Regions from separate parts of the Homo sapiens genome. Here region 2 is linked to region 1. The links are chromatin loops, found by intact Hi-C in ENCODE. Cell type or tissue: PC-9. All regions are shown on one strand. Each heading gives the region's core, and the rest is flanking DNA. Links, peaks and the distances in the headings are about the cores only.

Region 1 (16,598 bases), core at 8,021-10,520:
TGTCCTACAAGGTGGAGTCTGTTCTCAACTGTTTGTTGTTGTTTTGTTTTGTTTTGTTTTGTTTTGATACAAGTTCTAGCTCTGTCACCCAGGCTAGAGTGCAGTGGCGTGACCTCGGCTCACTGCAACCTCCGCCTCCCGGGCTCAAGCCATCCTCCCACCTCAGCCTCCTGAGTAGCTGGGACTACAGACGCACACCAGCACACCCGGCTAGTTTTTGTATTTTTAGTAGAGATGGGGGTCTCACCACGGTGGCCAGGCTGGTCTCGAACTCCTGACCTCAGGTGATCCGCCCGCCTTGGCCTCCCAAAGTGCTGGCATTATAGGTGTGAGCCACCACACCCAACCTGTTCTCCACTGATTTAAAGACACTCCATATATGTCTGTAGGGAAGCTTAGCACAGTGTGGACAAACATAGCCCCGTATTTCAAGGGAAATTTTGTTTTAAGGGCTCAGATGTCTTACCCTATAATTCAACTGCCATCTTCCCCATCGTAGTTATCTCTTTCAAATGCAGGACCACAGTAAACGATGCGGGGAAGCATCCAGGCCTCCTTCTCCCTGCCACACCCTGGCACATTCTCCAGCTAGTCTGGGACATGGGCATCACAAAAGCAGTTCTGCAAGTGCTAGTTGTCATCTCAAGCTGTCTTTCCCTGGCACCATGCCAACTGCTGTTACAGACACCATTTCCACACCCTCCCCTCTGTGGCCTGGTGTGAGCATTTTACTAAATTTCAGTATTCCTTGTCACTACTGCTGCAAGTGTAGCATGAAAGACTTATATGGTAACAAAAAGCCTCTTGTCTAAGCAGACAGGGGAAAAAACATATAGGAAGCCTGATCTTCTAATTGCCCAGGAACTGGCAAGTGACCTTGCTCACCAATTACAGAGCCTTTGATTTAAGTCAAATAGCAAATCTATTAAATCTGATACCTTTGAATGATTTGAGTAGCCATGCTGTTATAAACTACTTTAAAATGGCAGTAATCTGAAGAATCTAGAGGATGATAAGAAACACGTCTACTCACACGGCCAGAACAAATAACAGAAATGGCCAAAAAATGCTAAGCCTTCCAAACCCAGAACCAAACCCAGATAGCATTGACTGAAAGGATTTCTACTCTTTTTTCCTCCAATAATCTTAATTCCAGCAAAGCCAAGTCTCCTCAGTGACAAGAAAAATAAGTCAGGGTGTATTTTCTTGTTGGCTTTTGCTTTTAAAATAGCACTTTTCTCCTAATTACAAAATCCATTTATGCTTCATGGGGAAAGCTTGGAAAACAAAAACACAACAGATTCAAGGTCACTTTAAGATCTTGCCAGGACTACTTCAGGCATTCTAATGTATGTCTCTTTTATATTTAAATAGATTTTTTTTTACAAAAATTACATGTTTATACATAAAGTCTTTTGGTCACTGATCTATTTATTTTACTTAGCAACATATTATAAATATTTTCCATACCAATTGATATTTTCTTTAATATGTTGTCTAGCAGCTACATACAGTTCTGTCATTTGGATGTATTGTAATCCTTTATTTATTAAGTCATAAGTAAGGCTTTGATGGACATCTTTGAATGAAAATCTTTAACTTCATCTCTGATTACTCTTAGGATAACCTCCTAGAAGTTTACCTTCTGTTATTAATACATGCCCATGTTTTTAATCAGCAGTCTTCAAGTTCATCCTTTGATTCTACTTACTTAGGAGTCATTTCACCACCAAACAATAACATGAATATAGATGCCAAAACAAAAGGAATGAAAATGCCTCCAGTAGACCCAGAAACATGTTAAAGATTGAAGCTGTTCGTTAAGGAAAGCTTTAAGGCCAGACCAGAGATGAGCTATTTCCTGAAACATCAAATAGAGAAAATGAGCTGATGTCAACAGAGAGATTCAAGAGAAGTTACTATAACACAATTTCAAATTAAATTTCCAACACTTCCAGAAATAAGTGTCACTGAGGAAAGTTAGAAAAGACACGGGCACACTGTGCAAAAACAATGTATTGCTTGCAGTGATAATAAATAAACTTCCAATATTTGTAGATCAGCATGTCAAAGATAAAATGGTTGGTAATATGAGTCACATCTATTTTATTTTCTATCTGTGTTATGGCTGCATACATTTAAAGAGTGAGATAACTTTACAAAGTTTATTATGAAAAATAACAGTGGTCCCACCCAGTTGCTCTCATTTTCTCCTTGTCAGAGGCAACCATTTTTCACATCTTTTTAGCCATTATCTTGGCATTTACCTCCATAATCCTAAATAGTTTATTTATATGCTTGTTTTTACCCAATACTTTTCTGGTTTTTTGTTAAATCAATTGAGAGTACTTCTTAATTTTTCTTTTTTTTTTTCTGAGACAGAGTCTCCCTCTGTTGTCTAGGCTGGAAGGCAGTGGAGCCATCTCGGCTCACTGCAGCCTCAACCTACCAGGCTCAAGTGATCCTCCCACCTTAGCCTCCCAAATAGCTGGGACTACAGGCATGCATCACCATGCCTGGCTGATTTCTTTTATTTGTTTGTTTATTTTATTTGTAGAGACAGGGTCTCACCAGCTTGCCCAGGCTAGTCTTGAACTCCTGGGCTCAAGCAATCCTCCCACCTCAGCCTGTCAAAATGCTGGGATTACAGCACCCTGCCACTTCTTAATATTTCTTAGATGAAATCATTACACTTTGACTTTCCACTGTGGAAGATGAGAATTTAACTCTATTTCCACTAGCATCAACACACACACACATCCTCTCAATATAGTTATCTATCAATCTATCTGCATGTGCATGTGTGTTGTATAATCTTGGTTAGATCAATAACCAGTGATTACATTATTATAATAATACTCTCTGATTACTTTTCTGTACAATTCTGTTTTCCCTGGAATTAATGATGATTGTTTTCTCTGTTGGTTTAGCTTTGTAATGGCAAATATGTATTTGCCATTGAGTCAACTTCAACCTTTCCATCTAGTCAAGAATTATTTAAAGACATTCAACTGTCTAAATCAAGACATTCTGATGCATTAACTGTTCTGCGATTTTTGCCTGGAAGTCATCTCTCCTAGAAATGCTGATGGCTCCAATTTAATCTGGTACACAGATCAGACTGTGCCTGGTACACAGCTGCCTCACCCTCATCCTGAGGGGGCCTTTCGTGTTAGACCTCCTGTTTTCTAAAACTCATGTCTTCCTTTTTCTTGATCAATTATCCCAAAATTATCAATTATCAAGAAAAAGTGCTTGGGAATTAAACATTTTGAGATCCAGAAAATGTTTTTGTGCTCCCCTCTCACTTGATTAATATTTGACTGAAAATAGAATACTAATCTAAAAATAACTTCAATAGCCTCATAATTTTAGGTGGCATCGATCCATTGCTGTGTAGATTTCAGAACTGTTGCGAAACACAAAGACCTTCACATTTCCAGTCCTTTGTAAGTAGCTTGGTTTTCCCCTCTGGAAGCCCATAGGATCTTCTTTTGGTTTTAAGTGGTCTGAAAGCTCTTGATTCGGTACCTTCATGTGGTGTTATTTTCCCTGGTTGTTCTGGATGTTTCATTCTGTGAAATCTTCTGACTGAGTGTTTATTTTCATTCCCTCTGTTTTTGCAGTCTTATCTTTTCTCTTTTCCCTCATTTCTGTTTTTATTTTTGTTCCACTTTGAGATAACTTTATCTTCCAAAACCTCTTGTTGGTTTTCCATTTCAGCTGCAGTGCTTTTAATTTCTAAAAGCCCTCTTTTATTCCCTTGATTTTTTTAATAGCAAAGCAGCATCTTGTTCGTGTTTCATGGATGCTTTCTCTGAGAATTTAATTATATTTTTAAGTAGTTTTTCTTACATGGTTTCTGTTTCTCCAATTTGTCTTTTGCTATTTGTTTTTGTTTCCATCTTTATTTTTAGAGGCTCACCTCAAATGCCTAGTGACCCCTGATTGTCTGCTCATGTTTAAGAGCAAAGCCTTAAAATTCTGATTGGAAGCGGTCAACACACGGATGGGGCTTATTGAATGTGAGCTTAAGTGTAAAGTGACCAGGTTGGGCCATTCCCTTAGGGAACCTCTGACATTAGTATCTTTAGGTCTTTCCTCTTGAATTGGGCAAATTCCCCAGAGAAGAACCATCTGGTCTCTTGCCTGGAGGTTAGAGGCCTGGCTGTCAATATTATGGGAAGAGGACTGGGGGTCAATGCCCCTGTATCCTTTTTGTTAACTGTGCCTAGTGTTCCCCAGGACAGAGACCCCCTCCTCTTAGTACTCAGTCCAGAAAATAACACTTATCTCCTGCTGGGAGTGGTGAGAAGCAGCCCCTGGTCTACAAAGAGCAGGCAAAGCTATCTAGAGATCTAACTGCCTCTTGACTAGACTTTTCATCAAGAGTCTTGTTTCTAGTCTCACCTTTAAACCCATTTCCATAGATACTTGTGTCATGGATTCCTGAGCCTTTGGGTACCTTTGTAAAATTGCTGGGCTTTTTTTTTTTCTGACTATTGGCTAGGATTCTGTCCCCTCAGGTCAGCCAAATTGATCAACACTCATCCATCTGCTTACTAGTTTCCAAAATTTGTTGCTGTTATCTTTTTATTCCTGTTGGAATTATATCATCTAAAAAACAATGTCATTTAATTGGGGTTTCAAAGGAAGAAACTCCTGCATGAACTCCTGGAAGCAGGGAATACTTTTAAGGAAGAGAAAACAAACAGTAAAACTATTACCACAGAAGTTCAAAGGGTGATATGCTGAGGGGAGGGTAAGAGTACAAGGAAAATATCCCAAGCTTAGCGCTTTCTCCTAAAGTGTGCAAGCGGAATGCAACTGAACCCAGAGAAAGAGGGAGCTCCTCACAACAGTAGAAAACCAGATTGGGAGGAAGCTTTGTAACAATTGGTGATTTTATCTGCCCCAGCCAATGCACACCTACATTTGAATGTAGGTGAATTTCTGAACCAATGCCTTGATAGGTGTATATTTGATAGGCGTACCTTTGAATGTAGGTGAATTTCTGTACCAATGACCCTCGTGATGTTATCACTCTCATTCTTCAAATGAAGCAAAAGGCCCAAGAAGGCAAAGTAACATATCCATGATTACAGCGATCATCAGTGACAGGGTCAAGATGTAAACTCTTGTCTTTCTGATACTAAACTTATGTCCCTTGGCCATATTGATCATGTGGCACTCACAGGCCATATTGCTAATATTGCACTTGAGAGTGACCAGCCATCTATCCGTACTGTCCCCACATTCTCCCCTGCCTCATTCACACTAACACTTGGAGCCGTGTGCTCCATGGTTCTTCTTGCAGCAAAGTTTTCCTTCTCTCCTCTGTTGGTATGCTCATTTGTTTCCTTTAACTTCTTAGTTTCCAATTAGTCAAGATCCATATTGCTGACAGATGATCAGGGTGTGGTTCTTAGTAATGTTTATGGATAATGTAACTTCATCCAAATAATGTCTTGGGGGTTACTCAGAGAAATTTAGCAGATTAGCTAAGGGAAAGAAATAAGCTTGATGTTATCTTTGCCAAATATAATGGATTAATAGCTAAGGACAAGTGATGATTTCTTTTGTGTATTACTTATAACATAGAAAATGAGTTTTTGTTTCTGAGGAATTAGTTTCTGGTCCATGCTTGGATGAGCCAGAAGTTTAGCTTTGTTGGCACTCTGGTTTTATCCATTTTTCTTCAATTCTTCCTTGAGGTTTTGTATGTTGCTACTCCTTCTCCTTTCTGTGCTAACAATTCTTTCCAGAATTAACACTTTCGGATATGAGTATTGTGGAGGATGTGGAAAGCGTGGTCTGGTATAAGATCGCTGAACCAATGTTGAGTGTCACCGATGAATCTTCGCACCGTCCCTAGGTACCACTGGGCACCACACCAGGCCTAGGGTGACAAAAAAGGAGAAGATATATGTGGGGGAAAAGATAAAGAGACATGAAAGAAGAGAGGGCAAGAAAAAAGGGAGGGAGGAAGGGGAAATAGAAGAAGGGGTGCTCCTGGGTAGGGCAGCTAATCTGGCAATAAGATCCCCAGTCTCTGGCTCCCCACCTGTGTCCCCCCTGGGGCCTGGGTATTGCACCACAGGTCCAAAGGGTAAGAGTTCTTCACCTTTCATTTTGGCCATAGTCTGGCTTGCTCAGTTATTGTCTCATTTTTTTTACCCATCCTATTTGCCTTTTCACTTCAAATCTCAGTAATTGCAGCAGCTTCTGAGCATGACTCAGCCCTCAGATGTGATCGGTACAGCCCACAGAAAGTTTCACAATGCATTGGAATGCCTGCAGACAGACCTGCACGTCTCGAGGCATTGGAATGCCTGTAGACAGACCCACATGTCTCGAGGCCTCAGAATCCCCACTTCTTGTTACATCCTCCACTTCCCGGCTTGAGCTGCCTACTTGGCCTTTTAACGCATTTGCGTAGGTGACACCTGGCTTCCACTCTGTGAGCCCTAATCCGCATGTGCCCTCCTAAGTATTATTTTATGCGTCTGTGTTCTTCATCCACCACCACATCTTGAAGTTACTGAAGGTAGGCACTGTCAGTAAAGGCATCCCACTGCCACTCCGCTTCACCACGGCCGTAACAGGAACCACAGGTATCACTATATCTGCCATTTACTGAGCTCCTCACATGTGGCAAGGCCTGTTCCAAACACTTTACGTGTGATAATTCATTCGATCCTAAAATACAAAGAGGTTTAGATGAGGAAACTGAGGCACAGAGTAGTTAGCTTGGCCAAATTTAACACAGGGAAAGCCCAGGACTCCAAACCCTTTCAACTTTACAGGCTGCATGCTCAATCACCACACCCAAAGCCAAATTCACCATTGACAGTGGACAGCCACTGAGTTAATTACGTTGGAGAAGTCATGGGGAAGTCTGGGAGTTGAGGCATCTGGATTCCAATTCCTACTCTCTCGTTTCCTTAATTTCTTTCCTCTCTATGTGAGGGGGCATATTAAGCAAACAAATTATGATGTGTCCCAGCTTTTCTGTCTTCAAAATGGGAAGAACAGACCACCTGTATCCATCTACTGCCCAGAGAAGCCTCGTCTGTTGATGATGCATCTCTTCACCAAGAGCCCGTCAGGGCTGCAACTCTTCTGAAGGAAGGTTGGGGGAAACCATGAACAAAATAAAGAACAGCTTTCAGAGCAGAGCAATAGCTTACTTTGTGAAAGCTTGGGACACAAGTGGTTTTTTTTTTTCTATAATGTCTTTGAGCATTGCAGGAATGCAACACACCAGGTGTTAGCTATTTTCTTAGAGTCCAGAAGTTTGCAATACAAAAGCATTTGGAATTGCTTTTGAATGCCAGGTATTTAAAGTTGCCAACCTAATGACTTATTAATAAAGCTCTCCACCACTTGTAAGCGAATGTTATTAACAAATCCTACTTCATCAGTTCATATAATCTGATTAACTGGAATAAAACAGGCATCTAGCTCCCCAGTAATTTGCTGAACTTGCACTACACTAAGGGATGTCTATGCTGCAAACCAACTTTTTAAATTTGTGTGTGAGAGGTACAAGCCATGCCCAACACCTTCCCAGGGTGCCATTGGCTTTTTGACTCATCCATACTCATCAGCAACCTCTCCAGGGGCCCTGTCTGATCTATCCAACTCCTGCTGGCAGGAAAGCTCCAGTTCCTCTGCCTGCCACGTTCTGAAGTCACAAAACTGTGCAGCCTCCTCTGGGCACCCTGAGATCATGAAGTGGGGAGGGGGTAGTGGAGCTGAAAATAGCCTCTGTTTGAGTCACAGGGACAGGGAAGCAGGGCCAGCCACCCAGGGTCACCATCCGGTGCCACACCCTGAGGGTCACTATCTGGGATCTATCACTTGAGGCCACCACCCGTAGCCACCATCCAATGCCACCTCCTGGGGCCACTACCCAGGACTCTCCCCTGGGGCCATTGCCTGGAGCCTTGTGAGTCAGAGCAGGTCAGGGTGCCTATTCCTGCCTCTCCGGAGCTTGAGGTCTGTGGATCACCGTTTCCCATTCCTTTCTAGCAGTTTCCTGGGTTATTTAAGCAAACAGCTGCTTCCTCATTGTGTCAATCGCAAATCTGGGCAATCACTGGAAGGAAAAATGGAAAGAATCAAGCAAAAAGGCCTCATTAACATCATTTAAAACTCCTCAAATTAAATGCCTGGATCTGCTCTCCCAGTTATATTTACCATAATCCCATGTTTTTTCCTCCATGTCACAAGCAGCCCTGAACACGGCTTTCCGATTTCCGCACCGCTTTGCCTCCGCTCCTCCAAACTCAGAATGTCTTCTTCCCCATGCTCAGGGCTGAGTGAAGTGAGTGGAGAGGGGGCTATCTGCGCCACTCCTTCCCAGCCCCCTCTCCTTTGCATCCTCTTCAAAATTCAGGCCAAATGTTACCTTTAGGGCTCATTCTTTGACAAATTAGTCTATAGGAATTTTTGTCCCTAAACTCTGATACTATTTCAGCCCATGAGTTACTTATTTAACATGCAGTGAGCCCAGGTTGTTTATAATCCATCTTCAGGATTGAGGAAACAGATAAAGAAAGCATGGGTCCTGTCCCAGGGAACTTCCAACCTAGGGAAACCTACTGATTCAGATCGAGGTATTACAGCATGGTAGGTGCTCAGCTAATTATGTGACAAAATTGTGGAAGTGCTTCCCAGCAGGGGGAGAAAAATCACTTGTAATGGTCAGAATTCAGCATGAGATGCATCAGGAGGGACAGTAGGTACCCCCGGCAGTGTGGCTTCACGCAGGATTCAGCCTTAAGTAAACGCAGCGTTTACTTAAGTACCCTTCAGCGTACGCTTTGCGATATTTTTATTTGGATTTCTAAAAATCTCATAATAAATGACCCTTCCTTTCCTCCTCTTCCTCCTGATTTAAAAGCTCTTGGTCCTACACAAATCTCCAGTTGCTCGTGTGCGTTGCTGAGCTCTAATCTGTGCGTTGCTGAGCTCTAATCTAGGATCTAAACAGCCCCTGGGAGGTAACAGTAACGTTCCTAAACATTGCCATCCTGTGGCCACATGAAGAGAGAACAGGAAATGGTCATGGATGCTGCCATTTAAAGAGGGAAGTCAAGCGCAAGCTGCAGTCCCCAGACCCTCCTTCTCACTCCATATCCTGTCCCCAAACAATTGCTAGCAACCATAAAGATGAATTCCTGACCTGGAGAGGCTGCTACTCAAAAACAGACCCACAAGCAAAAGCATTAATGAATGCAGGCCCACCTATCAATTCAAATGCTCTGCATCTTGGGAAGTCATATTTCTCAGGAGGGTAGGTTTGGGTAGGCTAGCAAACAGCCACCTCCTCCGAAAGTGCTGGTCTTCAGGAAGGTTGTAGACAGCCTGTTCTTAGAGGTTGCACCTCTTTTCCAGGTCAGAGTTGCTGCCTTCTGTTTGAATAAGGCTGTTGGGAACGGCACCACAGATTTTCAAATGTCTCCAGGAAGCTCCTCGCAGCTCGTAGCCCTGCTGTTAGGCCATGTTGACAGCATGGGCCAGGCCTTTGGGATTCTGGCCAGTGATGCTGGCTAGGGAGGAAGGGGGATAGGCCTGAGTCTGTTTGCCTCTTGATCCGTGTGGGTCATTGTCACTAAGGGATACCTAAAATTGAGCCTGAGCAGCCAAGCATGAAGAGAAGAATGGACCCCATGTTTGACCTGCTCTTGGACGCTTGATAGGTAAGATACTCACCTGGATCATTATGCTCCCTGTCTGCACTATCCTGGGCTGGCTTAGGTAGCCTAGTCAATCTAGACAGTCTTACGTCTGTGATGAGGTCAGGTTTCTTTGCTATGAGTCATTTCCCCCATTCACATAAATGGAAAAAATTCATCAAACACATGCTTACTTGGTCAACTCTGCAGCTTATCACACAAGGTGAAGAGCACATGACTTTGTCAGCCTGCAAATTTACTGGAGTAACTGCTGATGAACAAAGAAAATAGTTGATGCCAACCCCTCTACTAGTGACAATAATGACAGAGATACCTTACATTTGATTGCGCTTTTAAGCTATGTATGTACTGTGAAACACAGATATGAATTTTTAGGTTGGGAAATTGATACTCAATTTCAATTAACTAGAATGGAAAGACTGGAGAGTGATTTTGTAATTTTAAAACATTAGATTTGTTTTTCTAGCCTCTAGTAAACATAATTCGTAAGGATAAAATGAAAACTGATTACCTTCTTTTATCTAACAGAGAATGATAGTTAAGAGTCATGCTCATGATTGGAATTCCAACATTTATTTGATTAAATGGTCTATGTATTGAGCACGCATAGAGTATACTGCACAGACTCAAACTGTGGGAACTTACGACCTAAACAAATCTCTCCAATGCAAGGCAGTTGTGTGATGAGGCTTTGTATACATTCCAACAGCTCATTACTATAAAGCACTGCGTCTGCAAAAGAAAATAATTCCAGACATGGTAATCAAGAGGGCATTGTAGGAAGAGGATGATTTTGAAGTGATCCTCCAAAAACCCGAAGTATTTTGACAAGCAAAGCCAAGAATGGAGGAGGGGCATTTCACGTGGATGGAGTGGCTTGAGCATACCTTTCCTGAAGCAGAAAAGTATATTTAAAAACAAAAATAATAATAATAATAATGTGGTTTGGGTTAGCTAGAATAAAGGAATCTGGGAGATAAAGTTGAACAAATAGTTAGGTGTAATGTTATAAAAACCCCTGAAAGCCAGTATATCAGTTGGGGTTCAGTCAGAGCCTATAGAGCTCAAGACCAATTGAAATAATTTCATAAGAGGAATTAGTTACAAAGGTGTTGGGAAAGCTGAAAAGTTAATGAGGGGATGGTGAAGCCACCTTGGGCTTATCACCAACGGGGAGCTGTTACCACCCATAGGGCCAGAGCCTTAAAAGCTGGGGCTTCCCTGGGGGAGCTGGATCTTCTGTGGATGCTGCCCAGTAAGATCTGGGTCCATGGAAGGAGTCTGTCTGGCAAGAGTTGGAACCATAAAGGAGAGCACAGCCACTAAGAGACACTGCCTGACTTGGGGCAGAGGGTGTATCCTGGCTTCTTCCACTACCCTCCAATCTCTCACCAGCGCACTGGCCAAACGCAGCTGTGAGCTGGTTGGCAAGAGAGCCTTGGACTGGAAATTAATTTGCGGGGAAAAGGCAGGACAGATCTGGGAGCAATCAGGCAAGCAACAGCATAGTCATATTGTAGGATTGGACTATTCATTGTAGGATTAGACGATTCATTAAGTAGTGAATAGTCCAATCCCGCAATCTGACTGTGCTTGGGGTTTTTGGAGGAGAATGTTAACAATCATGGCATTGCACTTTGGGAAGGAGGAGGTCCTGGAGGAGAATGTAACAATCATAGCATTGGAGGATGACAATAAGATCCATTAAATTGCTGTGAACATTTGTATAATCATGGTGGGCTGAATAACAGCTTCCAAAAGATATCCACATCCTGATCCCCAAAGCTTGTGATTTTACCTTATATGGCCAAAAGATTTTGCAGATGCTACTAAATGAAGAATCTTTTTTCTTGTTTGTTTTTTGTTTTTTGGGGGTTTTTTTTTGAGACAGAGTCTTGCTCTGTCACCCAGGCTAAAGTGCAGTGGCACAGTCTCAGCTCATTGCAACCTCCGTCTCCTGGGTTTAAGCGATTCTCCTGCCTCAGCCTCCTGAGTAGCTGGGATTACAGGTACCACCACCACACCTGGCTAATTTTTGTATTTTTAGTAGAGATGGAGTTTCGCCATGTTGGCCAGGCTGGTCTCGAACTCCTGACCTCAGGTGATCCACCTGCCTTGGCCTCCCAAAGTGCTGGCATTAGAGATGTGAGGCACTGTGCCCAGCCTAAATGAAGGATCTTGAGATGGGAAATTATACTGGATTATCCAGGTTGACCCAATGTAAACACAGGGGTCCTTATAAGAAAGATGAAGGAGGCAGAGTCAGAAGGTGATGTGACAACAGATGCAGAGGTTGGAGTGATGTGCTTAGAAGATGGAGTATGTGGCCTCCCAGAAGTTGGAAAAGGCAAGGAAATGGATTCTTTTCTAGAACTTCAGAAGGAACCAACCTTTCCAATAACTTTAGCCAACTGAAACTGACTTAGGATTTCTGGTCTCCAGAACTGTAAGAGAATAACATTGTGCTGTTTTAAGCCACTAAATTTGTGTTAATTTGTTACAGCAGCAATAGGAACTGAATATAGTATGGGCCAAGTTCATAAATTACGGAGACTTCACATTCCCAGGTCTCATTTCCAGGGCCCACTGGCCAGAACTATTCTTTTTCTCCAGTTTAAATCCTCTGAAAGTGTAGATTCCTCCACAGGCTCCCAGGCACACAGTGTATACAAGTCCCTGCCCTCAAGGCGCCTGTTTATTCCACCCCAGGTGGAGGTCCACTCCATCAGTAGGTCCACTCCATGAGGACCTACGCTGTGTGTGCACGAAGCACATGCAGGTCCGTGTGGTCGACTGCCTCTGAAGTGAGTTCTGCTATTCATGCCCTGCTGGAATTCCCTCCCCTTGAGGGGGGCGCTGGACCTGATGACTTTCTTCTACTGGCTACACTGGAGTAGATAGGATGTCACTTCCAAGAGTCGGTTATGAGAGACTGTGACTCCTTGCTTACACATTCTCCTTCCATCATTACCTCCCTTTCCCCTCCTCCTCGCCTTCTCCCGCCCCCTCCTCCTCCTCTTTCTTCTCCTCCCCTTCCTTCTTTCCCTCTCTTTTTCTCTGCACCTCTCACTGTCTCTCTCTCTCAGGAGCCAGCTACCAGCAGATGCATCCAGGAGACCTCCCAGCCTGTGAAGACTCATTCTTCTTCTGAGGCCTCATGCCTTGAATATGAGACCAAATAGGGCCAGCATTTATTGGTCTTGGGCCGCTCTGTTTGTGCAGGCTGTCTAACCGCAGTAACCCCGAGCGTCTCTTAAGGAGCGTGGGGAGAGGCGGCTGGGAGCAAGCTCCGCCGTGAGAATGCTTTCGTTTGAGTGAAGGCCTCCACAGGCCCCTGCCGTGGATTGCTTATTTAAGTTCAAGAAATAAATATTGAAGAATGAAAATCAAAACCCGCAGAAATTTAGACAGCGAAATTCTGGGTGGTAAGGAAGATTGTGTGATGATTTCACAAGGAGGATTTCGGAGAGGATTCGGTCCTTATACTAAATATGTTTGAGGGTGGAACGCTCCCTTTTCTCGCTGCAGTGCAGTTACCTGAAGTCCTTGGATTCTAGGCCCCTGTTCTTCCCTGCTTTTGCTCTTACCTTGCCTCCATTTATTAAGCACTTACTGGATGCTACGCTTTGCACCGAAAGCCTTCTGTGAACTCCGAATATTTGAGATGGGTCTCAGTTAATTTAGAAAGTTTATTTTGCCAAGTCTGAGGACCCACGCCTGTGGCACAGCCTCAGGAAGTCCTGCCCACACGGAGACTTCACATTCCCAGGTCTCATTTCCAGGGCCCACTGGCCAGAACTATTCTTGTTCTGGGTAGGTTAGTTTTCTACGTTTTAGGGAGACACGAGACATCAATCCATATATGTAAGAAGTACATTGGTTCAGTCTGGAAAGGCGGGACAACTTGAAGCAAAGGCAAGAAGACTTAAAGCAAAGGGAAGGGGTCCTCCAGGTCACACATAGATGAGAGACTAATGGTTGCATTCTTTTGAGTTTCTGATTAGCCTTTCCAACAGAGGCAATCAGATATGCATCTATGTCAGCGAGCAGAGGGGTGACTTTGAATAGAATGGGAGCAGTTCCCAGCTTGAAGGGGCCCAAGATCTTTTCCTTTCACACTTCTATGCTGTGCTCATTTAACTCTCACAATTCAGTGAGGCAGGCACCATTACTATACCTATGTTACAAATGGGGAAACATACCTAAAGAGGTCACATCATTCGCCAAGGTCGCAGAGCAGTAAATACAGACTCTGGAGTCCAGCGGCACGTCAACTTTTACTTTAAAGCCAAGCCATTAACCACTGGGCTTCACGACCTCCCTCAAAGAAAACTGCTTCCAGCCTTTCCCTTTAAATAAAAACTTTGTTCTTTACATTCTAAATTGCTTTCACTTGTCAACAGCATTATGTGTAAACCCATCTCCTCACAGTTTTATTTATTTATTTATTTATTTATTTATTTATTTATTTATATTTTTTTGATACCGAGTCTCACTTCGTCGCCCAGGCTGGAGTGCTGTGGTGTGATCTCAGCTCACTGCAACCTCCGCCTTCCCAGTTCAAGCAATTCTTGTGCCTCAGTCTCCTGAGTAGCTGGGATTACAGGTGCCACCACCATGCCCAGCTCATTTTTGTATTTTTAGTAGAGATGGGGTTTTGCCATATTGGCCAGGCTGGTCTTGAATTCCTGAACTCAAGTGATCTGCCCGCCTCAGCCTCCAAAGTGTTTGGATTACAGGCATGAGCCATCGCGCCCAGCCCCACAGTTTTATTTTGAAAGAGTTGGCTGTAGTGTGGGTTTCTCAGCCTCAGAACTATGGACATTTGAGGTTGGATGATTCTTTGTTGTGGGGTCTGTCCTGTGCATTGTAGGATGTTGAGCAGCATCCCTGGACCCAGCCCACTAGATGCCTGTAACACGCCCCTTACCCCTGCGACAACTGTGACATTCAAAAATGTCTGCAGATACTGCAAATGCTCCCTAGAGGAAGAGGGAGCAGCATCATCCCCACTTGAGAACTGCTGGGCTGGGCTAGCGTTACACTCAGTGCCTATTTCCAAAGGGGCAGTGGATTTCAAGAGCTCCCCCTCACCATTCCCATCAGCTCATTCTAGAAAGTATTTTCAACCTACACTTACATTAGAGTATCCTGGCAATATGGTCATTTTCTTTCTTTCTTCCTTCCTTCCCTCCTTCCTTCCTTCCTTCCTTTCTTTCTTTTCTTTTTTTGACAGGGTTTTACCCCAGGCTGGAGTGCAGTGGTGCTATCTCAGCTCACTGCAACCTCCACCTCCTGGGTTCAAGCAATCCTACCACCTCAGCCTCCCGAGTAGCTGGAACCACAGGTGTACCCCACCACACCTGGCTAACTTTTGTAGTTATTGTAGGAGGGACTTTTATCATGTTGCCCAGACTGGTCTCAAATTCCTGGACTCAGGTGATCCGTCTGCCTCAGCCTCCCGAAGTGCTGGGATTATAGGCATGAGTCACCATGCCCAGCCTCATTTTCAACTAATCCTCAAGAAAGGAGCCCAAGGATTACTAGAGGCATAAAAAGCTCTGTAATTTCCGTAGGCACAACAGTGCTGAGAGGGACAGTGGAGTAGCGACAGAGGACTTGGTCAGGAGCAGAGACCACCAGCCATTATCTCTATGGCACCAGCATCCCCAGGATCCTCTGAGACCCATCACACAGCTTCACTATTCGATTGTTTGGGAGTATCTAGATTCCCGACTCTAAAACATGTGTTGTTTGTGGTTGTCACTGTCACAAGCCCTAGGATTCTTAGCATCATGGAGCAGACGTTGAGACTTACAAATGAGGAAAGAGAGAAAAAGTACTGCAAAATTTGCCCAGGCTCACCCTCTTCACCCTAATCTAGAGGAGGTGCTTGCTATTGCCTTACATATGGAATTGAATACAACTTTTGGAGGTTGTGTTAGCTATTTTACATCCTTAAGGGAACTTTTAGAAAATACCATATCAAGGCTTTGTTGGAGTTTTGGTTCCTTCAGACCCTGAGACAGTATTTGGGTGCTAGTAGTGTATTTGGGAAGTGACCCCGGGAAGCATGGTAAGAAGTCGGGGAAGGGAAGGAAGCCACTGACGTGCGCTTTAACAAACGGTGACCTATGTGGGCAACCATGGCTCAGTTCTACTGGGCCCTCCAACGGGCTGTGCCAAACACGAACACATCTTAGAATTGTGCCTCTAGGCCTTAGGGAGGTAGAATATTCATCTACCAACTCCCATTCCTCACTGGTTGAGGGTTGCTCCTGAGACATTAACTCCAGGCCTGTCTAGGCTGTCGCTTCTGCAACCAAGGATGCTCTAGTGGACAGAGAAGGCCCTTGGTCAGAGAGAAGCAGTAGCTGAAGCTAAGCAGGCAGGTGAGTTGCATTAGTTTTCTATGGCTGCATAAAAAGTTACCCAAAAATTTAGTGGCTTCAAGCAACACACACTGTGATATCAGTTTCTAGGGGTCAGGAACACAGGCACAGCTTTGTTGGGTGATTCTGCTCAGGTTCTCTCAGGGGCTGCCAGCAAGGTTTTGTCTAGGACTGCAAGCATCTCAAGGTTCAGCTGGGGGAGGATCTGTTTCCAGGCTTACTCAGGGGGTTGTGGGCAGAATTCAGCTCCTCACAGGCTGATGGGCTAAGGAGCTCAGTTCTCTGCTGGCTGTTGGTCAAAAGCCACCTTCAGTTCCTTGCCACATGGGCCTTCCATGGGACAGCTCACAACATGGCAGCTGGCTTCCTCGCAGTAAGCAAGCAGGAGGGCAAGAGAGGACAAGCATGACTGAAGACAGTCTTCTGTGTGTAACCCAACCTCAAAAGTGACATCCGTCACTTTCATTGCTTTCTATTCATTAGAAATGAGTGCTAAGTTCAT
Region 2 (16,598 bases), core at 8,775-11,274, 150 kb after region 1:
CTACGCTGCAAATTTCTACCCATATTGTTATCCCTCTGAAATTGGGCTGTGTCGTATTATCATTAAAGGCCAATTTAACTGGCAGCATTATTTCATTCTTCTATTGTACATGAAAGTTTCTTTTTTCTTCTCTTTTTTTTTTTTTTGAGACAGAATCTTGCTCTGTCACCCAGGCTGGAGTGCAGTAGCATGATCTTGGCTCACTGCAACCTCCACCTCCCAGGTTCAAGCGATTTTCCTGCCTTAGCTTCCCAAGCAGCTGGGATTACAGGCACGTGCCACCACACCCAGCTAATTTTTGTATTTTTAGTAGAGTCAAGGTTTCACCATGTTGGCCAGGATGGTCTCGATCTTCTGACCTCGTGATCTGCCCACCTCGGCCTCACAAAGTGCTGGGGTTACAGGTGTGAGCCACTGTGCCCAGCTCAAAGTGTTTCTCAGAGTTTATAAAGTATGTTCACTCTTGTCTACTCATTTTATTTTGAGACGGAGTCTCACTCTGTCGCCCAGGCTGGAGTGCAATGGCATGATCTTGGCTCACTGCAACTTCCACCTCCTGGGTTCTAGCGATTCTCCTGCCTCAGCCTCCCGAGTAGCTGGGACTACAGGCACCCACCATCAGCCCGGCTAATTTTTGTATTTTTGTAGAGACAAGGTTTCACCATGTTGGCCAGGATGGTCTCGAACTCCTGACCTCAGGTGATCCACCCACCTCAGCCTCCCACAGTGCCAGGATTATAGGCATGAGCCACTACACCTGGCCTTGTCTACTCATTTTTAAGGAGTTAAAGTTTCTGAAGCATTTACAAATATGACTTGTTGGACCTTCATGAACCCTCTGAAATAGGTAACACAGGTACTATTTTCTCTGCTTTATAGGCCTATCAGAACACATAAGCCTATTGCAATTTCACAGCCAGCTCAAATCAAGTGCCCTCTCAACAGCTACAACTACTTTTAGAAAGAAAGCAAGTATTGGCCGGGCGCGGTGGCTCACGCCTTTAATTTCAGCACTTTGGGAGGCCAAGGTGGGCGGATCACTTGAGCTCAGGAGTTCGAAACCATCCTGGGCAACTTCGTCTCTACTAAAATACAAAAAATAAGCTGGGCACGGTAGCAGGTGCCTGTAGTCCCAGCTCCTCGGGAGGCTGAAGCACAAGAATTGCTTAAACTCGGGAGGTGGAAGTCACAGTGGGCCGAGATTGTGCCACTGCACTCCAGCCCGGGCAAAGTAAGACTCTGTCTCCAGAAAAAAAAAAAAAAAAAAAAGAAAGCACGTATTTATGTGAGCATCTTCTAATTTAAACTGTGTGTGTGTGTGCGGGGGCGGGGAAGACAGTTAAAAAAAGGTTCCTTCATAGTAGACAATAACACAAGGTATTCATTGGTGGGACTGAGTTTTTGCAAAGATAGGCTTTTGACAGTTTGCCATTTATTGGGCAAAATTCATTTTTCATTAATAATGGAGGATGCAGTAAATAATTAGAAATCTGCATCTAAATCTCAACTTTGTCAGTTATGGGCTGTGTCTGCTGTACAAATATTTGTAAGCCTAAGCCTGTTTACTCCTTTAAACAGAATGGGAATTATAGGGACATAGAATTCAGATAATATAAATACAGTACTTCACAGAGCAAGATAACACATTAAGCCCTTAATAAATGGTAGTTTACTATCATAACATTTTTGAAATAATTTGTTAAATCAACATGTTTATATATCTGCAATCCAGAGATTTTTAATCCCTTTAGGGTCATAATAACCCTTGGAGAATCTCATTACAAAAATTAATATATATGTATAGTCCAAATTTTGCAGAAAGCCATGGACCAATCTCCTATGTCCATCCACAGATGTCAGGCTAAGAACCTAACAGTGTCACTGCAAAGAAAACAGGTCTAGTTTCTGCCTCCAGCCCACTGGCCCCATAAGGATAATGAAGAGATGCCACTTTCTTTGAGCTCCCATTCACGGATGCCTTCCCCGTTATCTTTTCTCTTACAGCATCTGACCACAGCTAGCTTCTGAATGATCATCATTAAGGTATTCACTAATAAGTAATGAGTTAAGAAGATCCTTCACTAATGACATCTATAAGACTTAATTGAGAAAGTAGTGTATCTGTTATTTGCACTCTATTTCACCTTCAAGGGAGTAGTTCTGTTATACCACGACTTGACAATCATTTGAAAAGAAAAGTTTATGTAATCAACCATCTAAAAATAGTTACAAAAGGCATAATGTAAATAAAAATGTAGATGAATATAAAATGGAGAGATTAATAAAAAAAAGATTCCATCCAAAAGAAGGCAAGAAAGGAAGAACAAATTAAAAACCCAACTATATTAGGAATTACATTAAACGTAAATGAACTAAGCACTAGTTAAAAGGCAAAGATTTTCAGTTTGGATTACTAAGAAGACAAAATTACATAATATATAAGAGATACACTTTAAATATAGAGACACAAAAAGTTTAAAAGGAATAGGTTGTTGAAAACACGATCCTTTCTCCACTGCATTATATTGCCAGATTTATCATAAGTTAGGTGATTGTTTCTCAGTGGATCTGTTTGTGGGCTCTATTCTGCTCTACTTATCTATTTATCCTTGGACAACACCACACTATCTTCATTACTCGAGCTTTCTTAGTTGCTGTTCTAGATCCTTTGTATTTTCATATGCAATCATGCACCACATAATGACATTTTGATCAACAATGGACCACATATATGACAGTAGTCCTATAAGATTATAGCAGAGCTAAATAATTCCCAGTAATGTCATAACATCATAAAGTAAAAAATTACTTTTATAAAACAATTTAGTGTAGCCTATGTGTACAATGTTTGTAATGTCTACAGTAATGTATAGCAGCCTCCTGGGCCTTCACATTCACTCACCACTCACTCGCTGACTCACCCAAGGCAACTTCCAGTTCTGCACGTTCTATTCATGGTAAGTGTCCCATTCAGGTATACCATTTTTTGCCTTTAATGGTGCATTTTAATGAAACTTTTCTATATTTAGATACACAAATACTTAGCATTGTGTTACAACTGGATACAGTAACACACGGTACAGGGCTGTAGCCTAAGAGCAACAGGCTTTACTGCACAGCCTAGGTGTGTAGTAGGCTGTATTATCTAAGTTTGTTTAAGTATACTCTATGATATTCATAACGACAAAATTTCCTAACCCGTTTCTCAGAATGTATCCCTGTCATTAAGTGACACATTGTAATTTTAAAGCTTATCAATCTCCCCCATCCCTCCTCCACCAAAAAAAACAAAACAAAAAAAAAACTTGCTGGAATTTTGACTGTAATTAATTGGATTTGGGGGAGAATTAAGATAATTATATTGTTTTCCAGTCCATGACTATTATATATTGCTCCATTTATACAGGCCTTGAATTTTTCTGAGCAATGTTTTGTAGTTCTGAGTGTAGAATCTTGCACATCTTTTGTTAGGTTTATTCCTAGGCATTTGATGCTATTCTAAGTGGTATCTTTTAAATTTTCAATTTTTAATTGTTGCTACTTTATAGAAATAGAGTTGATTTTAAAAATATTGATCTTACATGTATTTGGCAACCTTGCTAAATTCATTTATAAAAGTGGTAACACTGGACATCCTTATCTTGCTTCTAATCTTAGGGGAGGTGGGGGAGTGATCACTATTGCACCATTAAGTACGATGTGGCTACAGAGTATTGATAGATATCCTTTATTAGATTAAAGAAATTATTTTCTATTACTAGTTTGCTAATATGTCTTTTTTATGAACAGGTGGTACATTTTATCGAACTGTTTTCCTTACTCATTAAGTTAATAGCATTTTCCTCCTTCACTTTGTTAATGTGATAAATAAACATGCTCCTGGAATAAATCCCATTTAGTCATGATGTTATATCATATTTTTACATATTTTTACATATTGCCAGATTTGATTTGCTAACATTTTGTATAGGATTTTTGTCTCTCTGCTCAAGAGTTGTGTTTCAAAATTTTCACTTTACATATTTTAAAGCTATGTTCTAGACACATACAGATTTAGAATTGGTATGTCTTCTTGTTGTTGCACTGACTCTTTTAACATTACAAAATATTCCTATTTATCCCTAATAACACATCTTGCTTTAACATCTATTTGGTCTGACATTAATATTGTTATACCAGGTTACTTTTGGTTGGGGTTTGCATGGTATAACAATTAGTGCTGGATCAACTGTAATTCATATGTGAAAAAGTTTTAAAGGTCCTTAAACCCTACACTATGTACAATAATTAATTCTAGACATATACCAGAAACACAAAGCAATAAATCTTCTAAAAGAAAACATAAAGAAATAGTTTTATGATCTCCAAGTAAGCAAAAGTTTTTTTTAAGGCAGAACACACACAGCACTGACCATAAAAATAAAAGATTAATAAATCAGACTTCATGAAAATTGAAATTTTTATTTATAAAAGACACCATTAAGAACTTCTGTTTCTGGCCAAAATAAAGTAACAGGGACTGAATTTATCCTCCTACCTGAAATAACCAAAAAACTAGCCAAAATGAATAAACGATGGTCTCTATGACACAGGGCATGAAGCAACAAGAGAAGTGAGCCCTGAAAGACAGAAAATAAATGAATAGTGAACCCTGCAACTGCCCTTGCTTACAGCCTTAAAGAGTTTCCAGACTGCGGAGAAGAGGAATCCAGATGGGACCTGGTAGAATCCCTGAATTGAGGAACTGGAGTTGAGACACCAGAGAGAGCAAGACATCTAGAGCTTCAGGATGTACCTGAGAGGAAAAAACTACAGAAAGAGAGAGAACTCTAGAGATTTGCAGAGGATTTACCCTGGACTATTTAGCAGAAGACTGATTGGCATGTATTTGTCAGGAAACTATCCAAGGTTGGGGGAAAAAAACGACCCAAAAGGATCAGAGTTATCAGCACCTCATCTTCACTCCGAGTCATAACTAGGGCCTGTTTGTACCTCATATTTCACAGGGCATGGGGTAAGATACCCAGTAAGATATTACATCAGTAGTGAGTAGTTAGTTTCAGACTAAACACTGCTCTGGTTTCATCTAACAAAATCTTAAAAGCAAGATCCAGAAGGATGAAACCGTTTCTAAGTAACTCAGTTGTCTTCCCAGAAAAAAGTTCAAGAACATTTATAGAAACACAAAAATATACAGCACCTGATGTGGTTTGGTTGTGTCCCCACCCAAATCTCATCTTGAATTGTAACTCCCACAATCCCACATGTCATGGGAGGAACCAGGTGGGAGGTGATTGGGTCTTTCCTGAGCTGTTCCTGTGATACTGAGTGAATGAGTCTCATGAGATCTGATGGTTTTAAAAAGGGGAGTTTCCCTGCACAAGCTCTCCTGTCTCTGCCTGCTGCCATCCATAGAAGATGTGACTTGCCCCTCTTTGCCTTCTTCCACAATTGTGAGGCTTCCCCAGCCACGTGGAACTGTAAGTCCAGTTAAACCTCTTTCTTTTGTAAATTGCCCAGTCTCGGGTATGTCTTTATCAGCAGCGTGAAAATGGACTAATACAGCACCCAATAATGTAAAATTTCCAGTGTCAAGTATCCAATCAAAAATTACCAGGCATGGGGCCAGGTGCGGTAATCCCATCACTTTGGGAGGCCAAGGTGGGCAGATCACGAGGTCAAGAGATCGAGACTATCCTGGCCAACATGGTGAAACCCCATCTCCACTAAAAATACAAAAATTAGCTGGGCGTGGTGGCGCACGCCTGTAGTCCCAGCTACTCGGGAGGTTGAGGCAGGAGAATGGCACAAACCTGGGAGGTGGAACTTGCAGTGAGCCGAGATGGCGCCACTGCACTCCAGCCTGGGCAACAGAGCGAGACTCCATCTCAAAAAAATAAATAAATAAAAATAAAAATAAATAAATTTATCTTTTTAAGTAAATAAGTTACAAAAGCAAAGATTTCATAATTGAGTACATAAGGGTTTTAAGATTTTGTTTTGTGCTCCTTTTCATTATTCATAAGCATAAGGAGCTTACCCATATTGTGTTGTTGTCAATACTGCTCCTCTCTTCTCCTTTTCAAGTTTTAACTTCTTCTTCCTTTCAATATTGGCCAGAGTTGGATAGTTTCTAGAAAATAATAAAAGTTAATTATAATAGGGCTTTTAGAGTACAATTTTAAATAAGCAATCAAGCAATTGCTGAATTTAGCAATTTTGTTTAACACCTAACACAGCAAATTATAAACCTTTAACTGCTTCTACAATTTTTTAAGAGGGAAAAAAGTACTTATAACAATGTTACTCAAAGTGTGGACCACCTGCTAATCCACAAACTTTGCTAGCAGTCTGCAACTAGACAAGTGTACACTGGAATTTAAATCAAATATATCATACAATGTGCTCAAACTGATTTAATTCATCTATATGGCATGTACCCATAAATACTGTAAAAAAAATTTTTAAGTCTATTCAATTTATTCTAGTCATTACCTTTTATTTCCTTCTTATTTATTTATTTATTTTTGAGTCGGAGTCTCGTTCTGTCACCCAGGCTGGAGTGCAATGGTGCGATCTCAGCTCACTGCAACCTCAGCCTCCTGGGTTCAAGCAATTCTCCTGCCTCAGCCTCCCAAGTAGCTGGGATTACAGACACCTGCCATCACGCCCAGCTAATTTTTGTATTTTTTGTAGAGATGGGGTTTCACCATGTTGGCCAAACTGGTCTTGAACTCCTGACCTCAGGTGACCCACCTGCCTCAGCCTCCCCAAATGCTGGGATTACAGGCGTGAACCATCACGCCCGGCCAAGTCTATCCAATTTCTTATGCAAATACATGCTAGGTATATCGAAGTTACCAAGACGAGGAGGAGACAGTTCTCAAAAAATATACACGGTGGCTCATGCCTGTAATCCCAGCATTTTGGGAGGTTGAGGTGGGCGGATCATTTGAGGTCAGGAGTTCGAGACCAGCTTGACCTACGTAGTGAAATACCATCTCTACTAAAATACAAAAATTAGCCAAGTGTGGTGGCGGGCGCCTGTAATCCCAGCTACTCGGGAGGCTGAGGCAGGAGAATCTCTTGAAACCAGGAGGTGGAGGTTGCAGTGACCTGAGATCGTGCCGCTGCACTCCAGCCTAGGTGACAGAGCAAGACTCCCCCTCAAAACATAAATAAATAAATAAATAAATAAAATAAAATAAAAAATATACTGTCTACCAGGAAGATAAGAAAAGCACACAAATAGTGATAACATAAGACAAAAGTACCCAAGAGGGTATAAAGACTGGGGGGTAGGGGTGGAATGGAAAGACTATATCTAATTGGAAAAATCCATAAAGAAAAGAAATGAAAGAAATTGGTCTTAAATGGTAACAGAAATCAGAGTATGTTAAGTAGGCCAAACAATGCAAACAAACCAAGACTTCAGAAAGTGAAAGAGGCCGGGTGTGGTGGCTCACGTCTGTAATCCCAGCACTTTGGGAGGTCAGGAGTTCGAGACCAGCCTGGCCAACACAGTGAAACCCCATCCTATTAAAAATAAAAAAAATTAGCTGGGCATGGTGGCGGATGCCTGTAATCCCAGCTACTCAGGAGGCTGAGACAAGAGAATTGCTTGAACCCAGGAGGTGGAGGTTGCAGTGAGCTGAGATCACGCCACTGCACTTCAGCCTGGGCGACACAGAAAGACTCTGTCTCACAGAAAAAAAAAAAGTGAAAGAGATATCTGGACAATGACAAGTAGTTAATATGGTATGAAACACAGTTACAGGCAATCAGACTGGAAAGGGAGACTCAGGCCAAAATGTGTCTTGAATACCAAACTAGAAAGTTTATATTTAATTCAGCAGGTGATAGAGAGCCACAGAAAGTTATGAACAGGGAGAGATATGTACAAAGCAGTGATTAAGATGAAATCTGACAGAAGTGTGCCAGATGAACTGCTTTCTTTGTTTCTCTGCACAGCTGTGTGGAGATGCAGACACCAAACTTTCAGGAAGAGGGCAATAGATTCTAGGAGTATAAAAAACATAGAAGGAAGGGAACACAGCTCTCTACTACCCCGTCTGGCTGCTGATCAGAGTAAGTTTGGAGAAACATCAACAAATGTGTTCTGCCATTGCTTCTAGGACACTTCTCTACCTTCTGCCTTTTTTTTTTTAACATTTGCAACACTGACTTGAATAGCACAGACAATATATAAAGCCTATGGGTGGGCCATACTGAAAGACAGGAATGGAAATGACATTGGGTAAGTGGTTAAGTAATCAGAAAAAAAATGTAATGAATTTCAATGAGGACAGTGTGAAGCAATATATATCCAGTCAAGAAAAATAGACTCCATAAAAAAAGATGATTAATGTACAAACTATAAATAAACATAAAAGGAAAAGATCAAGGTCATAGGAGATAAAAATCTGACAGTCAGCAATACATGACTACATTTTTCGAAAGCAAACATAATCTAAGGTTATAAGAAGTAGACTCTGGCACTTGTACGAGTGTGAAATCTTCCTCCAGGATACTCAAAAGCAGTCAGATAATCTCAGGGCACTGTGTCCAGTTCTGTACTTCTAAACTAAAGGAACACTGAGAAGAAAAAAAAAAAAAAAAGACTTGGAAGGGATTCAGAAGAGACTCAAAGATGATTAATAGGATGAAAAATAAAACCTCCAAAGAAAGATGAAAGGAACTATTTGCAACCTTTAAAAGAAGATGAGAAGCGACAATAAAAATAGTTTTACAGAGAGGATGGTCCAGTTGTTCTCAAACTGAAGAGAATATGCAGAAGTAGAAATGAGAAAAACAGTAATGATTTTTACAGGCCTCACAGTGGCGAGACATGTAACTCACAGCTACTCAACACCCTCCACAATTCTCAAATTTACTTATTACTTAAGTTTCTTCAACATTTTTGCAGAGTATTGCAGACTCTTACCATGTTGGGCTATATGTTACATGATAAAATTTGGCACTACAGTGTACTACGTACCAGAGAGCAGATGCTAGGTAACTGCTTTTCATTGGTAAAGAATTTAAACTTGTTATAGCAAGTGGATTTTAGGTAAGATATAAGAAAGAGTTCCCTAAGTGAAACATCAAAGATGTGATGTGTAGAAACTCCTTTGATGGAAGCCTTTTAAAACAGCTAATTTTCTCTTTCAGGCAGACTGCAGTATCATGTTCCTAAAGGTAAAGAAACTTAACTTCCTAAAATTAAATATCATGTTCCTAAAGGTAAGGAAACTTGTCTTCCTAAAATTAAGTATCATGTTCCTAAAAGTAAGATTAGAGTTTTAAAAAGTTGTAAGATTTTATTTTTCTTGGTGCTGAAATCAATAAAATCCTCTTCCAAAATTTATTACATTCTTATTTACACAGAATCCAGATATTTAAAACTAGAGAGAAAAATGGTTGCTAAAAAGCACATTATCGCAAAAAAGAAAAATCAGAAACACAAGACCTAATTACACACATAAACAACAGTAGGAAGCCCCACTCCACCAACATGAAGCTGAGATAAATGAATAACGAAAAAAAAGGAGTTCTGATGAAGGAGTTCAGGTTCCTAAAGTACAAGAAATAACAAATCCAAAGACTATTGAAAAAACATAAATTATGTCTTACATTGCAGTTACATACATGTAAAGCTTAGTCCAATATCTCCTGTTAGAGAATGGATAATATGAAGTTATAAAGACCGTGACAAGGGAAATTTTCACAGTTGGTTTTTCTATATTTTTATCTACTAAAATCATTTTCTCCCTGTACTTCTATCTTTCCTCAGTTCACTAAGAGGAAATGGTCCTGAAACTATGCTCTTTTCCTTCCTCTCTTCTTTCATTTTTTACCTCTTCTTCACCTTCCTCATTGCCTATACCTTATGCCTCCAGTGACAATCTTTAAGCACTACAGAGCCAACACATGGGCAAACCGTCCTAACCATTATCTTAGCACAGACCATTCTGGTCACATTATTCTCTCCAATTTTTTCCTTATGCTCAAATCACGACCCATTTATTGGCTTTTCCCCTCTGCCTGTTCTATAAAACATAGTTACTCTTCCCACTCTCATTAAACCACAACTGCTTCCACACAAGCTACACTATTGTACTTTTCTTTCTGAACATCAAAAAGATACAGCATTCTTTAGAGCAGATCTCCTGTGTTGGAATTCTGCATGAACCAGGGAAACAAAAGGATTTCCTCAGAGCCACAGTAAGCGTTGAAATAAATTGTAAAACTACTCCACCTAGTGGACTCCCAGTCTGCTGTGAAAAATGTTCCACTGTTTCTATAATAAAAGCAAGGTTTTGGAAACAAACCTCTACCACTCATTTTCCCTAAAGCCAAATCATACAGCATTGGTACTACATAGGACAGGAATTAAGAAAGAATAACTTTTTTTGGTGGCTTTTTTGGGGAGGTAGGGGAAAGGCTATTAATGGAAAGCCTTAAAAGTTATTAAATTAAATACACTCGGTACCCCTGAGTCTGACTAACCTGAAAAATACAGAGATGTAGAAGTAAGGACAAAGATGTACTTTTGTCAAAGATAAGGAAGCCATATGCCAAGCAAACCTTCAGTTTTCTTTAAGCTTTAAAATTCTTACTCTGTGAAATCTTTCACAAGCTTTTCCTAACAGAGCAACTACATAAAGACCTTATTTTTCCTGCATGTCAAAGAATATAGTGGCTTCATCGGAAAGAATGTAGCTCTCACACAAAGATCAAATTCATGAAATAAGGACTATTCTGCCACACCAATGTGGAACTTACTCTTTTTAGGAGTTCAAGTAATATTTTTTAAAAATTGAGAATGACAGGAATGTAGAAAGTAAGTATATTTTTGTAACAGGGTTTTTTTGTTTGTTGTTTTTTTATTGAGACAGTCTCACTCTGTTGCCCAGGCTGGAGTACAGTGGCACGACCTTGGCTCACTGCAGTCTCTGCCTTCTGGGTTCAAGCAATTCTCCTGCCTCAGCCTCCCAAGTATCTGGGATTACAGGTGCGTGCCACGATGCCCAGCTAATTTTTTTTATTTTTAGTAGAGATAGGGTTTCGCCATGTTGGCCAGGCTGGTCTCAAACTCCTGACCCCAAGTGATCTGCCTGCCTTGGCCTCCCAAAGGGCTGGGATTACAGGTGTGAGCCACCACGCCCGGCCCATAATAGGTTTTTAAAAAATTGCTAGTGGGGATAGTATTTATGCATTTTTGAGAAATCTATCAAACATACCAAAAGAAAAGCAGTATTTCCCATATCCTCTAATAAAATATACATACAGAAAAAATATATATGAACTCTTCAGAATATATTAAAGAGCAAGAACCTGAGAAACAAACTATGGAAGAACCTCAGATGAACTCACCCAGTGCCCAAAGAATTTTCAGAGCACTTACTAAACAAAGCAACATCACAGGTATAAATAAACTTCATCCAAAATTGCCATCTTCACCCCATTTCCTCATTCTCTTTAAACACCTCTAAATTTCACAAACCTATAACCTCACTTATTCCCTCAACAGATTTTGCCCATTCCTCTTCCAAGGCACTTCTGCCTGCTGTCATAGCATACCTCTGGAAACCAGAGCTAGACTCTATCCCCTCAGCCCCCACCTGTCCTACATAAAAAGAGCCACCAGCAAGCCTATTAAATGCTTGCTCAAACCAATCCTTTATTCAGAAGGACAGAGCCGCTTCCAAAATTCACTTATAGTTTTGAAATTCCACTGTGCCACCAAGAACTAAAGCAAACACTGACTATTCTCCCCCATTCCTTAACAATTTTGTTTCAGGCATCCCATCAACTCCACTGCCACTGAAGGTGGTCAAGCAGCCCACTTCTAGCCAATGAGATCTATATAAATTATCTCCTGGTTGGAAATAAAAACAAAGCTACTGTTTTCCCAGTGAAAAGGGGGGAAACTAGGCTACGTGTACCTTTTGTCTTTTTCTCTTCTTTCTGCCTATTCTGTGGCTTAATATTTGCATATGCAAGAACATTCTGGTGACAGGCAAGAGGAGAGCCGCCTACTCCGGTGCAACAAGAGACAGCCTACGTCCATGGTACTGTCATGCAGCAACAGCAGCCCTGGATTTATTTTTTTTTTAACCTTGGGAAAATGACACCTCTTTGCACTAAGCCATGGTAGTAAGGTTGCCATTCCATTTCCTAGAGCATGACTAGCTAATGCAAGCACCACTGCACCCTACCATCTCCTTTTATCTGAATACTTTCCATGCTCAAATAGGCTTATCTTGATTTAAAACTATCCTCCTACACAGTTTGGCAGTTTCTCATAAAGTTAAACATATGCTTACCACATGACCAACCAATCTCACTCCTGGATATTTATCCAAGTCAAATAAAACCCTATATTCAAAACAAAAACCTATACGTGAATGTTTATGAAGACTTTATATAAAGGCTAAATACTGGAAACAACACTCAACTGAGAACGGATAAACAAACTGATATACATCCATACTATGGAAAAGAGTAATACTCGGCAATAAAAAACAAACAACTGCTACATGCAACAACATGGATAACTTTCAAATGCAGACTAAAAATAAGTGAGTCAGACTAAAAAGGCCACATACTGTATGATTCCATTTATATGATGTTGCTGCAAAAGTATGAATATAAGAACAAAAAATAAATCAGTGGTTGCCAGTGGGTGGAGGGGAGGCTGCCATCAGGGCATAAGGCAATTTTTCCAGGTGAAGAAACACTGTTCTATATCTTGATTCTGGTGGTATTTATATGACAGTATATATTTGTCAGAACTATCCACTAAAAAGGGTGAATTTCACTATATGTACAATATACATTAAGATAAACTGGGGGAGGGAGGCCTCTTATAGGAAGTCTTGAAAAACAAATAGACGGCCCTCCCCTCCAAAAACTCAAATATCCCTTGACCAGTCAGGATTATCCCTACATAGCTAAAATTAATGCTTCAGTTACTTGTAGTCTTATGGCCACCTCATGTGTATTTATTCATTTCACACTACAGTGAGAACCTTAAAGGCAAGAAGTTACTAGTGTTTGTTTTGGTGAACTCAGCCACATATAGCAAAATCTTTGTCCTTTCAAATACTGAATGTTTACCTCTAATTTTCAAACTAAACTATTGTCAAGAAGTTATGCAAAGATAAGCAAAATGTCTGTTAACATATATTCAAAGGTTGCTGAGATTTCTTGCTAACATTAGAAAATCAAACTAGTCTTCTATCAGGAACTTTAAATAAATACATGCTGCCTATGCTAGTTTTCATCTTCAAATATTAATGTTTCCAAAGTTTCTCTAGCCAGTGGAAATTTTTTCCTTTAATCATTTATTCACGAAACCACAAGGGGGCATAGTTCACATTCGTGTAGGGAAAAGCCATTAATACTTTAAAATACGGATGAATTTGGTTTGTCCCAGTGATGGTCTACCCTACCCTATGTAGTGAGAATTTAATGTTCAAAACCACAGCAGTTTAAGTACTATTAGTTACACTATAATTTCCAAGCATAATTATTAATCATATCAAAATATTTCTGCCCAATTTCTCTAAAAACAACAAAGATACAGCTCAAACATGATTTATAAATACAAGTCTCAGTAAGACTTCTCCAACCACTTACTTGTGTGTACCAAAACAGAATTATACCCATAAGAAAAATATCTTCAAGCACCATTTACACACACTAACATTTATAAGCATTCCCTATAACTATGGCACTATGGGATAGAAGCAGCCAGGTAAAAGTTGGTTCTTACATTTCAGAGCTCACACTTAATTCAAGAATAAAAGACACATATGCAAAGAAGTTCACCAACAGGGTCATAATAAAGGATATCTGTGCTAAAGAGGCAGAAAGGAGATACCATATTCAAAGAAGGGCAAGACATTTCTCTAGGCAGATGAGAAAAAATATACCCAAAAGTGGATGGATTTCAGATGAGCTAAGAGCAATGAGCAGAACTTTAAAGATGGAGTAGGTAAGATCTTCTAGAAGCAGCAGCACGAACAAAACTAAAAGGGCGAAAGTTCACAAACCCTGTATGAGATATGATAAATAACAAGTTTGACTGAGACAAAAAGCCCCTATAAGCAAATAATATGGAAATAATCAGAAAAGACAAGTTAAGCCCACATTATAGGATTCTGGTTTCCAGTTCTATGGAGTTTTATTCTCATAGGCATTTCAGCTGATTAAAAATAAAATCAGTTTAACAAACTTTTAAATTTTACACTACACAGTCATCTACATAACTAAGAAACATATGCATATTGAACATCTAATTTTGCACCACAAAACAACAAATACAAAGAAAATACCCTAAACTTCTCTTTGGTCAAGTCAACTCCTTAAGTCAGATAGCACTGCCCAAGTGTTCACTTGCAGACTACATTTCAATTGTGTGGTTTTCTTGAACAGGATGTAGCAACTGAGCCAGAGCTGGGATTTTGCCAGATGAGTGCAATGGAGGATAATGGAAGAAGGAAGCTGAGATATCGACAAGAGCAGCCGAAGTGAAATAGGCTGGGTAGGAAGTGAAGGAAGAAGGAAGATAAAAGAAAAACAAGGTAAAGAGGATGGGAAGCCTCAACTATTCCAAGCCCTGGTAGAGATCACAGTGAGCTGGACGGATGGAAAGAGGAGTATGTCCAACTTTAGAATCCAGGATGTGGTCATGAAAGTAAGTGGCTGAAACTGCATGAAGGTGAAGGGCACTGGAAATTTGTTTTGTTTTGTTTTTTTGAGACAAGGTTTCGCTCTGTTACCCAAGCTGCAGCGCAGTGGCGTAATCACAGCCCACTGCAACCTCAAACTCCTGGGCTCAAGGGATCTTCCTGCCTCGGTCTCCTGAGAGGCTTGGACTACAAGTGCCCACCGCTGCACCTGGCTAACTTTTTATTTTTGTAGATACCAAGGGTATCACTTGGTTGCTCAGGCTTGGCCGTTAGAAATCTGAAAGTGAAAAGGTACTGAATGAATTCAAAATATACACAATTCCACTGCAGCATCTAACATGCCAAGGGCGAGTGACAAAGGCAATCAATCCCTGGGGAGGGTGTGAGACTTGAAGACAGATGGCACAGAGCTCAAAGGAGAAAGGCCAAGGAGTAATCATCTGGAATCCTCATCAAGGAGGCCCTGTGTATGTCTCAACATCAGTCACTTTTAGTTTTTGTTTTATTTGACCTTTCCATCGCAATCTGCACTGCTAACCATATCTTCCTTCTCAAAATTTTCCCCTCCACTGGCTTCCAGAGGAAGTTTTCTTCTACCTCTCTGGTTCCCACTCAGCAGGCTTGTTGGATTTTATTCTCTATTAGACCTTCGGATGTTGGAAGGGCTCAAGGTTCAATATTAGGCTACCTTCTCTTTTCACTCTACCCTGTCTCTGTGGGGAATCTGTTCCATATTCCCAGTTTCATGACTCAAAAAACTATCTCCAGTCTAGTCTGGTCCAAGTCCCAATGCCTACTCAACATCTTCAAATAGATGCCTCAGGATCTCCTCAGACTCAACAATGTCCAACCCAATACCTCCAAAGCCCATCCTCTTCCAGTGTTCCCCACCTCAGTAATAAGAACCACCTTTCATAGAGGTGCTAAGCCTAGAAACCTGGAAGTCTCCTAAAACCTCTCTCCTCTTCAACCTCACAATCATTTAATCCCCAAACACTGCCCATTTTCACCTCCCAAATGTTCTACATCCACCTAGTTCTCTCCATCCCCACAACTGCCATCTTTGTAAAGCTTCTATTTTCTCTTACCTATACTCACAGTTCCTTGAACATGCTAACCTCTGTCTGACCACTAATCCCTGCCTCTCCTTATCTTTTCCTAGTTAGTTCTGAATTCAGCTACCCCTGCCTTTGTCATGAAACACCCTAATCTTCCAGACTAGATGAAGTCCCCTTCCTCTTATATGCTGAGCAAGGGAATAGCAGAGGATAGTGGGAGAGTGAAAGTGCTATAGACATCGTAGAAAAGAGTAAAGTTGGTTACCATTAATTTAATAGCAGTTCCACATTTCCCAGTTTAAATTATTTAATTTATACCACCACAAGATAGAAGAACCGAAGTTGGCAAATCAGGAAGTCACTTCAGACCTTCCTTATACCCTTCAGTAAACTCAAAGCTTCAGAAATTTAACTGTTTAGTTAGATAACTTTTAAGTTGCTTTACAATCAATGCTGACTAGTAACCGCTACCATTCCCCTCAAGAGAATTAAACATTTATAAAAGGGACTGACACCAATAAGTTGAACCAACCTCTAACTGATCAAAGTCCAGGCTAAGTAGTAGGGGGAAAAAACCTAGTGTCTTAGCAGTTAGGCCACTTCCATCCCATCCAGCAGGATACAATCTTCCATACCATCGTCATCAGCTCTTTATAATGTACATATCAGAAACGAAGTGGAGTTAACTTCTTGTTTGATTACTGCTCTATGCAAAAAATGAAAGAAGAAGGAAGGAAGGAGAAGGAGAAGAAAGGAGGAGGAGAAGAAAGGAGGAAGGAGAAGAAGAAAGGAGAAAGGAGGAGGAGGAGGAGGCGAAGGTGAAGGTGAGGAGGAGGAGGAG

Evidence for each region. Hi-C counts contacts between places; a loop is a spot of excess contacts. Peaks named below come from ENCODE experiments on the same cell type or tissue, not always from the same donor. Only the 100,000 strongest peaks of a DNase experiment are listed, where the experiment ranks them.
Region 2: it touches region 1 in a loop (13-fold over the local background); 5 of 110 quality-filtered maps call a loop at or near these places.

Annotation. Positions count from the first base shown.
Region 1 is chr13:44,809,597-44,826,194 of GRCh38, forward strand. LINC00330 (long intergenic non-protein coding RNA 330) reads right to left here and starts at 34. Exons shown (of 3, transcript NR_038433.3): 1 at 1-34. In PC-9, for the core only: a CTCF peak has its summit at 8,995 (motif pointing left); a DNase peak (open chromatin) is centred at 9,825; H3K27ac peaks cover 2,474 bases.
Region 2 is chr13:44,959,804-44,976,401 of GRCh38, forward strand. NUFIP1 (nuclear FMR1 interacting protein 1) reads right to left here. Exons shown (of 10, transcript NM_012345.3): 6 at 6,041-6,133. Among named protein-coding and RNA genes, the nearest start is that of NUFIP1, 21 kb to the right of the region's middle. RefSeq lists a silencer at 13,331-13,625. In PC-9, for the core only: CTCF peaks have their summits at 10,268 (motif pointing left) and 10,472; a DNase peak (open chromatin) is centred at 10,258; H3K27ac peaks cover 107 bases.